Linked DNA regions of Homo sapiens: region 2 is linked to region 1. The links are chromatin loops, found by intact Hi-C in ENCODE. Cell type or tissue: mammary epithelial cell. All regions are shown on one strand.

The links. A loop is a pair of places that touch in the nucleus more often than their neighbours do. Peaks named below come from ENCODE experiments on the same cell type or tissue, not always from the same donor. Only the 100,000 strongest peaks of a DNase experiment are listed, where the experiment ranks them.
Region 2: it touches region 1 in a loop (7-fold over the local background); 2 of 110 quality-filtered maps call a loop at or near these places.

Annotation. Positions count from the first base shown.
Region 1 is chr1:2,043,669-2,048,668 of GRCh38, reverse strand. It overlaps LOC105378590 (a long non-coding RNA gene), which reads left to right and starts at 1,222. Exons shown (of 4, transcript XR_007065357.1): 1 at 1,222-1,475. It also overlaps a transcript of PRKCZ not described here. RefSeq lists enhancers at 616-1,369, 1,370-2,123, 4,859-5,000 and silencers at 3,600-3,679, 3,740-3,789. In mammary epithelial cell, CTCF peaks have their summits at 2,019 (motif pointing right) and 3,639 (motif pointing right); no DNase peak of the experiment used is centred here; H3K4me3 peaks cover 644 bases.
Region 2 is chr1:1,761,592-1,766,591 of GRCh38, reverse strand. It overlaps NADK (NAD kinase), which reads left to right. Exons shown (of 12, transcript NM_023018.5): 2 at 1,146-1,364; 3 at 4,557-4,640. The coding sequence starts at 1,186. Among named protein-coding and RNA genes, the nearest start is that of NADK, 14 kb to the left of the region's middle. In mammary epithelial cell, a CTCF peak has its summit at 2,195; a DNase peak (open chromatin) is centred at 2,201.

The DNA.
Region 1 (5,000 bases):
CAGGCATCCTCCTAATGAGCCTCTCAGCTGACGTCTTCCCCCACTCCATCTTTCTGGGTCATCGAAGTCCCCCCAGTGGTTCCCATCACTCCTGGAGGGAAGGCCAGCTCCTCTGCCCCGGCCTCGAGGCCTCTTTGCTGCCCCGGCCTCCGTCTTTGCACGGCCACTCCCTCTTTGCACAGCCACTCCCTCTTCCAGGAGCACCTGCCTGCAGAGATCTGCTGGACTGGCACCCACACTTCCTTGAAGTCTCTAGCATACCTAATGCCCATTTCAGCAATCTACTCCTCACCCCCATCTCCATGGGGCAACCCCCTCTATCCCTCGCACAGGCACAAAGCCCCATGCCCATCAGCTGGGCATGAAGGGGGGCAGAGAGTAGAGGGTGAGGGGGCAGCCTGGCAGGGTACAGTGATGAGTGGGAACCTGCACCTGCAGCAGCCCTGGATTCAGGCACCCGTCGGCCCAGCTCCCCCACTCCAGGCCCCATGGCCAGGGCTGTGGCCTTGTCTGGAGTCTGGCCTGGCAACATGGCCTGGGCGCTTCCTGATGGGCAGGAAAGAGCAGGGTTTCACCTTAGTGGGGCGGTGCCTGGAAGGGGCCACTGGGCACCCACAGGACTTCCTGGCTGGCGTTCTGATCCAAGGAGGCAGCAAGGCCCGGTCCTTGATACCACTGCCCACAGCAGGCAGGACGGACCCTCGGTTGTGTCCTTCCCTGTCACTGGACATCTCTCCCTGGGCCTGCCCCACCCAAGGCCCCGGAGGACCCTTTCTAACCAAGGACGCCCCTGCTGGGTCAGGCCCTCGGCACTGGCCTCCCTGGGGAGATCTGTGCTGCCAGGCGGGAGCCTCCGTCCTGGAAGCCAGTCCCAGGGCCGTGGCAGTGCCCCAGTCCCAGCGAGGGAAGGTGGGGGGCGGGGCTCTATTCTCTCTGGGGTTGGGAGGGAGAGGGCAACGTCAGTGGATGGTCAACCCCAGTGTCAGACTTTGTTCAGCCCTGATGCCGCCGGTGGAGGGGGGGTCGGGACAGACACAGGTTCCGAAAGGCTCTAGCAGAGGACTGCGGGCACAGGGGCTGCCCAAAACGTCCCCAAAACCTCCCCCAGTACCTGCTCTGGCCTCCCCTCCAGGAGGCAGAGGTCTCCGCTAATGAGATCTGCAAAACAAAGGCCTGGGAGGCCCTGGACCCGCCTCTGGGCAGGCAGGGCAGGTCACAGGGAGGTTCCTAGGTCCTCTGCCCTGAGCCTGTGCCCCTGAGAGGGCCCTGAGGGCAGAGGGCGCTTCCTGAGACACGGATAGGCTCACTGGCTGGCGGTGGTGTCACTGTGTCGCCCGGCGACAGATACAGGGTGTTTGCTCTGGAATCTGCCAACGACTCCCATCCAGATCCCGGCTGAGGGCTGGGCCCTGTTAGGCCGGGTCCCCACAGCTTCTCCAGGCACCTGGCACACGGGGAATGAGTGAGTGACTCGGGTAAGGACCCCTCAAGAGTGCTGGAGCCAGGCAGCCTCCTAAGACCCCTAGTGGGTGGGGACAGAGTCATGTCCCATCGAGCCCAGCACACCGAGAAGGCACAGCCCTGGAAGCTTCCAAGGACTCACCCTGGGTCCTCCGGGGCGGGTGGGGTGTGGAGGTGACCCTTGGAGTGGGCAGGGCAGGCTCCGAGAGAGGCCTCTGGGTGGCTAAAGGCCAGGCTTTTCCACCTCAGCAGTTTCTGTAGCTCCCAAATTTTTCATAAAGTTCTCATATACTTTCATAATCATAAACACCTATTATTTTTTAAATGAAAAAAACAAGTTATGAAAGTCACACTGACTTTTTATAAAACTCAAGCAACACAGAACGGTATAGGGCAAGGTGAAGCCTTTTCCCAAAACCCCAGCTAAGCAGCAAGAACCCCGGCCGTGAAGCGGACAGCCTTCCCTCTCCCAGTGCAGGCAGCCTTCCCTCTCCCGGTGCCTGGGACCGCAGGTGGAGGTGCTAGGTGACCGCTGGGGCTTGGGGTAGGGTGCTGACCGGCAGAGGGCAGTGTGGCTGCAGGGTCTGGCTGAGGGTGGCCTCCCAGCAGGGCTGGGGCACCTGGGAGCCGCAGCTCCTGACCCCGCCAAGGTGGCTCTGTGTGGCTGCCGGGCCTACCCTGTGATTTTCCTTAGGAAGAGTCCTTTGATGATACTGTCGAGTGATGTTGAGACCTTTTAGAAGAGAGGCAGTTTACACTCAGTGTGATTCATCGGACGTCTGGGAGGGGTTGGCTGTGGCCCGTGGGGTCCCCATCACCACACCCCCAGGAGGAGGCCTCCCTCATCAGCCTCTTAAACTGCATTTGTGCTGGCTTAGTGCTTGGGACTGCCCAGAAAGGTGCCCGACAGGAGCAGGCATCTCACAGAGCCCAAGGGGCCCGGGTGGGTCTTCCTGCCAGATGTGAGGCTGCCCTGTGGGGTCCTGCGAGGACCACCGTCACAGGAAGGGCCAGGCGTTTGCTCACAGGCTCTGGGCACAGCAGCCGTGGGAGGGACTGGCCAGATGTTTCCTTTCTGTGTCAGGGATCATGGGATTTGGAAAAACTGGCTCAAGAGACAATGTCAGCTGCATGGGTTCATTTGATGGACGTTGGTTGAGGGCCTACTGGACGGAGGGCCAGGAGTTGAGCCAGGAATACAGCAGTGAGCTGGCCAGGCGGGGTCTCCTGGTGGGACGCTGCTGGAGACGGGCCACTGTCAGAGAACCACAGGAGTGCAGAATGGCTGAGACGGGCTGACCAGGTCCCCGGGGGAGAGGCTGGCCCCGGGACTGATGATGTGTGCAGTGGGGCAGCTCTGTGGCCCCAGGGAGCAAGGGCTCTGTGAGTGAAGGGTGCAGGGAGTGTGAAGAGGCCAGGCTGCCCCAGCGAGGAGGGTCAGGGGAGCCTCAGACAGGGTGTGGGGTGTGAGTGCCTGTGTGCTTATCTGAGTCTATATGTGTTTGTGTCTGTGTGTATTGTGTGAATGCATACATGTGTCTGTGTATGTGTGTCCACGTGTGTGTATAGATATGTCTGTGCTTGTGTGTCTGTGTTGACGTATGTGTGTCTATGCATGCATAGATGTCTGTGCGTGTGTCTTTTTTTCCTGCTTTTTTTTTTTTTTTAGGCAGGGTGTCACTGTGTCACCCAGGCTGGAGTGCAGTGGTGCCATATCTCGGCTCGCTGCAGCCTGGACCTCCTGGGCTCAGGTGATCCTCCCACCTCAGCCTCTTGAGTAGCTGGGACCACGGGCCCGTACCACCGCGCCCAGCTAATTTTTGTATTTTTTTGTAGACATGGACTACGTTTCCCAGGCTGACCTTAAAACTCCTGGGCTCAAGCCATCCTGGTGCCTCAGCCTCCCAAAGTGCAGAGATTACAGGCATGAGCCACCGGCCCAGCCTGCGTGCCTTTCTGTGCCCACGTGTCTGTGTGTGCCCGCCTCTGTGTGCATGTGCCGGCGCACGTGTGTCTGTCGCTAACTGCCTCCACGCGCCCGTGTGCCCCTCACTCCACAGCCGCCCTCCAGCGCCCGAGCTTCTGGGTACCATTCCTCCGGCGGCGTTTCAGGCCTGGCACTTCCCTGCTGGCTGTCCTGGCCTCGGGGAGCTGCGCGGGTCCCGGGCTGCTGGCGGCCGCGCGCAATGCGGAGCTTGCCCAGGAGGGGGCGCAGGAGGGACGCGCGGGGAGACGGGGCTCGGGCTGGCGGCGCGTGGGGGCCCGGGGAGCTCGTCCCGCACGTGGGTCCCTCGGCGACCGCGCAGCGCCGGCCCTGCCCGCTCTGGCTCCGGGGCCTCCGGGCCTCCCGCCCCACCCCGGGGCGCTTCCTGCTTGGCGCGGCTGCCCCCTTTTCAGCCCCGCCTCGGAGTCCATCCTTCCGGGCCGCCCTCAGCCCCGGGGGCCGCGTGTCCTTCCCCTTGCAGCCCCCCTCGTCGCAGCTCAGCAATCCTGTTTTTAAGTCGTCCCCGCTTAAAATCTGCGGATTGGGCCGGGCGCGGTGGCTCACGCCTGCATTCCCAGCACTTGGGAAGACCGAGGCGGGCGCATCGCTTGAGGCCTGGAGTTGGAGACAAGCCTGGGCAACATGGTGAAACCCCGTCTCTACAACAAGTTTAAGAATTAGCTGGGTGCGGTGGTGTGTGCTTGTGGTCCCAGCTGCTCAGGAGGCTGAGGTGAGAGGATCACCTGAGCCCAGGAGGTGGAGGCTGCAGTGAGCTGAGATGTGGCACCACTGCACTCTAGCCTGGGCGACAGAGTGAAGCCCAGCCTCTAAAAAAATAATAATAATAACTTAAAAATTAAATATTCAGATGGGACCTCACGAATGCAGTCTCTGCATATATGTGTGTAGTTCTCCACAGGTACCCATGTGTGGGGGGCCGTGTGTATGTGTGTGTGTGTGTGTGTGTATAGCTTTCTGTGTGTATCTGTGTGTGTGTCTGTAGTTCTGTGTGTACCTGTGTGTGTTTGTAGTTCTGTGTGTACCTGTGTGTGTGTGTAGCTCTGTGTACCTGTGTGTGTGTGGAGCTCTCTGTGTGTACCTGTGTGTGTGTCTGTAGTTCTGTGTGTACCAGTGTGTGGAGCTCTCTGTGTGTACCTGTGTGTAACTCTCTATGTGTACCTGTGTGTCTGTAGCTCTGTGTGTACCTGTGTGTGTGTGGAGCTCTCTGAGTGTGTGTGTGTGCGCGCGCACATACTGTCAGAGGGGCTGGGCACTGCCACTCCCAGCAGAGCCAACACAGTGAGGAGGAGGTGGGGTTGCTGTGTCCAGGGTCTGGAGAGGCCAGGGGAGGAAAGAGGAGGCTGGCCTGGAAGATAGAGCAGCTGGGAGGGCACCCAGGGGAGGCAGGGAAGGGCTGGACACTGCCAGGCTGAGCTCTGCACACAGCTTCCCTGGCTGAGTCTCACCAGAAGGCACAGCCTCCCTTCAGGCCCCCACCCCGCTCAATGGTGCCTTCCCCTGGAGGACCGTCTGTGTCCGACATCGCCTCTGGGAC
Region 2 (5,000 bases), 280 kb after region 1:
AATTCACGATGCAAGGCATGGAGTTCACAACATATCTGCTGGTTCAATTTTATTTGACAGCTTTTCTGGACTAGGGTATTTGAAATTGCACACTTTCTCTCTCATTAATGTGTTGTATTGTTTACGAGAAAAGAGCCTGTCTTTTTTTTTTTTTTTTTTTTTTTTTTTTTTTTTTTTTTTTGAGACGGAGTTTCTTTCGTTCTTGTTGCCCAGGCTGGAGTGCAGTGGCACAATCTCAGCTCACCACAACCTCCGCTTCCCGGGTTCAAGCGATTCTCCTGCCTCAACCTCCCAAGTAGCTGGGATTACAGACATGCGCAACCACGCCCAGCTAATTTTGTAATTTTAATAGAGATGGGGGTTTCTCCATGTTGGTCAGGCTGGTCTCAAACTCCCGACCTCAGGTGAGCCACCGCACCTGGCCAGAGTCTTTCTTTTCTTAAGACAGGGTCTCGCTCATGGGCTACCATGCCCGGCTAATTTTTTTTTTGCTAGAGAAGAGTTCTTTGTTGCCCAGAGTGGTCTTGAACCCCTGGCCTCAACTGATCCTTTCTCTCCAGCCTCCCAAAGTGCTGGGATTACAGGCATGAGCCACCACACCTGGCCACACAGTGTGACTTTCTATTTTGTTCTTTTTTGAAACAATTTTTTTTGTTAATATTATTTTACAGAAAAAATTTTGAGATGAAGTTTCACTCTAGTCACCCAGGCTGGAGTGCAATGGCATGATCTCGACTTACTGCAGCCTCCACCTCCTGGGTTCAAGCGATTCTCCTGCCTCAGTCTACCGAGTAGCTAGGACTACAGGCGCCCACCACAGCTAATTTTTGTATTTTTAGTAGAGACGGGATTTCACCATATTGGTCAGGCGAGGCTGGTTTCGAACTCCTGGCCTCAAGTGATCTGCCCGCCTCTACCTCCCAAAGTGCTGGGATGACAGGCGTGAGCCACGGCACCCAGCCAAAAACCTAGAGTAGTTCTTAAATATCTTTGCAATGGAAACAGTCTGTTTTCAAAGTACTTTGGTAAATTGGACTTCAGCCATTTTTTCCCCTTGATGAAATGGAACATATGTATGTGTAAATTATTATTGTTTCATACATATTTATTTACTTTATTTACATTATTTATTTTATTAAATTAAGGCATCAGTGTTTTTCTGACCGAAGTTCTCATTTCCTGACAATGGAAATGGAACAAGAAAAAATGACCATGAATAAGGAATTGAGTCCAGACGCGGCTGCTTACTGCTGCTCGGCCTGCCACGGCGATGAGACCTGGAGTTACAACCACCCCATCCGGGGCCGGGCCAAGTCTCGCAGCCTGTCTGCCTCGCCCGCCCTGGGGAGCACCAAGGAGTTCAGGTACAACTGGGAGGGATGGTTCCTCTTTTTTTTCTCGTCTGATTTCATAATATTCTTTCTTAAAACGATTATGAAGAATTCTCCTGAGTAGTCTGCGTCGATGCATCCGGAAGGTGAGGCTGGGTCCTTGCCCAGGTGAAGCTGTGCCCTTGAAGGGGGATCCTGGCCCATGGACACCTGCCTGGCGCACGTTCCCAGGTGCCAGCACAGGCACAGGGTGCCACCGTGTTTCTCTATCTGTCTGTATCAGCACAGAACCATCTAACTGGCGCCTACGCTGACCCTTGATGTTAGACTGAAGCGCACTTGGAGAGGAAACTTTTTTTTGAGACTGAGTCTCGCTCTGTCCCCCAAGCTGGAGTGCAGTGGCGCAATCTTGGCTCACTGCAACCTCCGCCTCCCAGGTTCAAGTGATTCTCCTGCCTCATCCTCCCAAGAAGCTGGGATTACAGGCGTGCACCACCATGCCCGGCTAATTTTTGTATTTTTGTAGAGACGGGGTTTCACCATGTTGGCCAGGCTGGTCTTGAACCCCTGACGTCAGGTGATCTGCCCGTCTCAGCCTCCCAAAGTGCTGGGATTACCGGTGCAAGCCACTGTGCCTGGCCTGGAAACATTTGCTCTACAGAAGTCACTGGGGTGTGAGGGGACATCCCTCTTGGCTCTGCTTGTTTTGAGAGGCGAAGGCTGGGGGGTTCTGCACTGTGAGCAGGGCTGGTGGAGGCAGAGTTATGAGCGTGGCCTTGGGCGGGCCCAGCCCTCTCACATGTTGGGCAAGTGGCTCCCTCCTGTGCCAAGAGTGCCCACAGCGCTCACCCTTGCACAATGCTGCTTGGGCAACAGCGCCCCGGGCTTTGCATGACGGTGGCCGCACAAGCACAGCTGTGATGGTGCCTGGGGATGGTGCTCTCGGTTCTGGTGATGGTAAATGTGGTGAGTTTTAGGTGGAAGCTTGCCAGAGCCGGCGCTGCCTAACAAGGATCACGACTATCAAATGCAAGGGGGGCTTTTTGGTGAAAAGTAGTCTTAGAAAGCATGTTGTCTTACCCAGTGAGATGGGAGAGCCTGTAGCGCCTCTGACGTGGTGGCAGCCGTGGAGAAACAGGCTACTCCCACGTTTTCTGTCTACAGAGTCGCTGCCTGAGCCAGGAGGCTACGAGCGCTGGTGGCTGCCTTCATCCCGCAGGCACCACGTCACCACTCAGCCTTTCTCAGATGCCTCGTTGCCTCGTTGTCAGTGGGGGTCGTTGTCCTGTACCTCCAGGCCACCCCAGCGCAGTGACTGCGTGAACAGAATTGCTTTGGGGTTTTATTTTTTTTTCCTGTGGGTTCTTTGGCATAATGCACCATTTCTGTTGCATTCTGAACCTGATGACAGCAGCCCTGGGTCAGAGGTCGCCTCCATAGTGAGTGACAGGCGCCTTCAGGGTGAGGTGGGGGAGGAGGTAGCCAAATACGCCCAAGCATAGCCTGTCCTTGGGAAGGAAACATTAAATCCCAACACCCACTTCGAGAAACATTGTTTTCCGCAATAATCTTTTCAGTTCGTAAGTAAGTAAAATTCTTTTGTAATGTACTTCGTTTTCTTCTTCTTTTTTTTTTTTTTTTTGAGATGGAGTCTTGCTCTGTCGCCCAGGCTGGAGTGCAGTGGTGTGATCTAGGCTCACTGCAAGCTCTGCCTCCCGAGTTCAAGTGATTCTCCTGCCTCAGCCTCCTGAGTAGCTGGGATTACAGGCATATGCCACCACGCCTGTCTAATTTTTGTATTTTTAGTAGAGATGGGATTTCACCATGTTGGCCAGGCTGGTCTCGAACACCTGACTTGAGGTGATCCGCCCACCTCAGCCTCCCAAAGTGCTGGGATTACAGGCGTGAGCCACAACGCCCGGCTAATTTTTTGTATTTTTGTGTAGAGACAGGGTTTCACCGTGTTAGCCAGGATGGTCTCAATCTCCTGCCTCGTGATCCGCCTGCCTTGGCCTCCCAAAGTGCTGGGATTACAGGCGTGAGTCACTGCACCCGGCCTGTACTTACCAATTTTTAAAAGGCTGAGGTAAACAAGTCCGTGACCACTGATGGCCACGCCTGTGTCACCTGTGGAGCAGCCCTCAGGGCACCACGGCTCTCCTGGGGTTGTCTGGCCCTGCGAGGCAGCGGAAGGCCGTTCTTCTGCATTGGGACTTGAGGATTTTGTTGGGCCGTTGCCTGGCCAGCTGTGTGCAAGTTTTCTGAGTTTGTGAAGGGACTGGGAGGCTCCCGGGCACCTAGGACGAGGGCAGCCTCAGTGCTGGACCCTGAGGAGCACAGCGGTCCTGACAGCATTCTCCCCAGGACGCGTGCGGCTGCCACAGCCCCTGGCTGGGTGATTTAACTGTGACCTGGCCATGTTTAAATCACTAGGAAAGTTGTTGAGCCGTTCATCTGGCGTCTTTTATTCATTCATTCATTCATTCATTCATTCATTCATTTTGAGACAGAGTTTCACTTTTTTCAGCCAGGCTGGAGTACAGTGGCTCGATCTCGGCTCACTGCAACCACCACCTCCTGGGTTCAAGCAGTTCTCTTGCCTCAGCCTCCTGAGTAGCTCGGACTGCAGGCACACGCCACCAGGCCTGGCTAATTTTTCTTTTTTTAGTAAGGATGGGGGTTTCACCATGTTGGCCAGGCTGGTCTCAAACTCCTGACCTCACGTGATCCACCCACCTCAGCCTCCTGAAGTGCTGAGATTACAAGTGTGAGCCACTGCGCCCGGCCTACGTCTTTTTTATTGACATGAGTTCAGAGTGAACATTTGTGCTAGAATTTTAATCTAGACGATTTAGAGATGAGATGTTGTCTCAGGTTTTGAGTCCCAAATGCAGATCTAGAGAGGGGTCCTGGAGACACTGAGGAATTCTGATCCCAGGCTGGCCCTGGCCCTGGCATTTTCCTTGTTTGGGCTGAAGCTCTCCCCGGCTTGGGTCATGATCTGAGCGGCGCGTGGGCATGCGTGCTCCTCACAGGTGCCGCTCCAGTGCAGCCATGGACCTGGGCAGAACCTTCCAAGGGCTATTGTGTGGCTGCTGGGCAGATGGAGTTGGCATCTTTCAAATTGCATGTATGCCTTACCGTGTAACCTCCTCTGTATCTGTGTCTGTCACTGCATGTCTGGTTTCAGGCCCTGGTGGCTCTGACACTGCCCTCTCCCCACAGGAGGACACGCTCTCTTCATGGGCCATGCCCGGTGACCACTTTTGGACCAAAGGCCTGTGTGCTGCAGAACCCCCAGACCATCATGTGAGTGCTGGGGCCCCAGGACGGGGGGTTCTTGGAAGGGAGAGAACCCCTAGACCATCATGTGAGTGCCGGGGGCCATGGGATGGGGGAGTCCTCGGGATGTGTGTGGAGTTGTGGGATCGCTGTGTTGAGGAAGATTCTAGCACTTCATGTGAGAAGTACATGTTTAGGTCATTTAAACAAAAAGCCACATGGGCGTCCTCCCTGAACCCCCTGAGTGCAGGCATCCGAGCGGGGGCTCCCCAGCTGTGGCTTTTCCAGTGGCTTTGAGAAAGTGGACGGCAGGCGAGCCGGGGCCTGGAGACCGGGTCACAGCCCGTGGGTGTGGCGGCTTCCACATGAGATCCTCAGGGCTGCCTT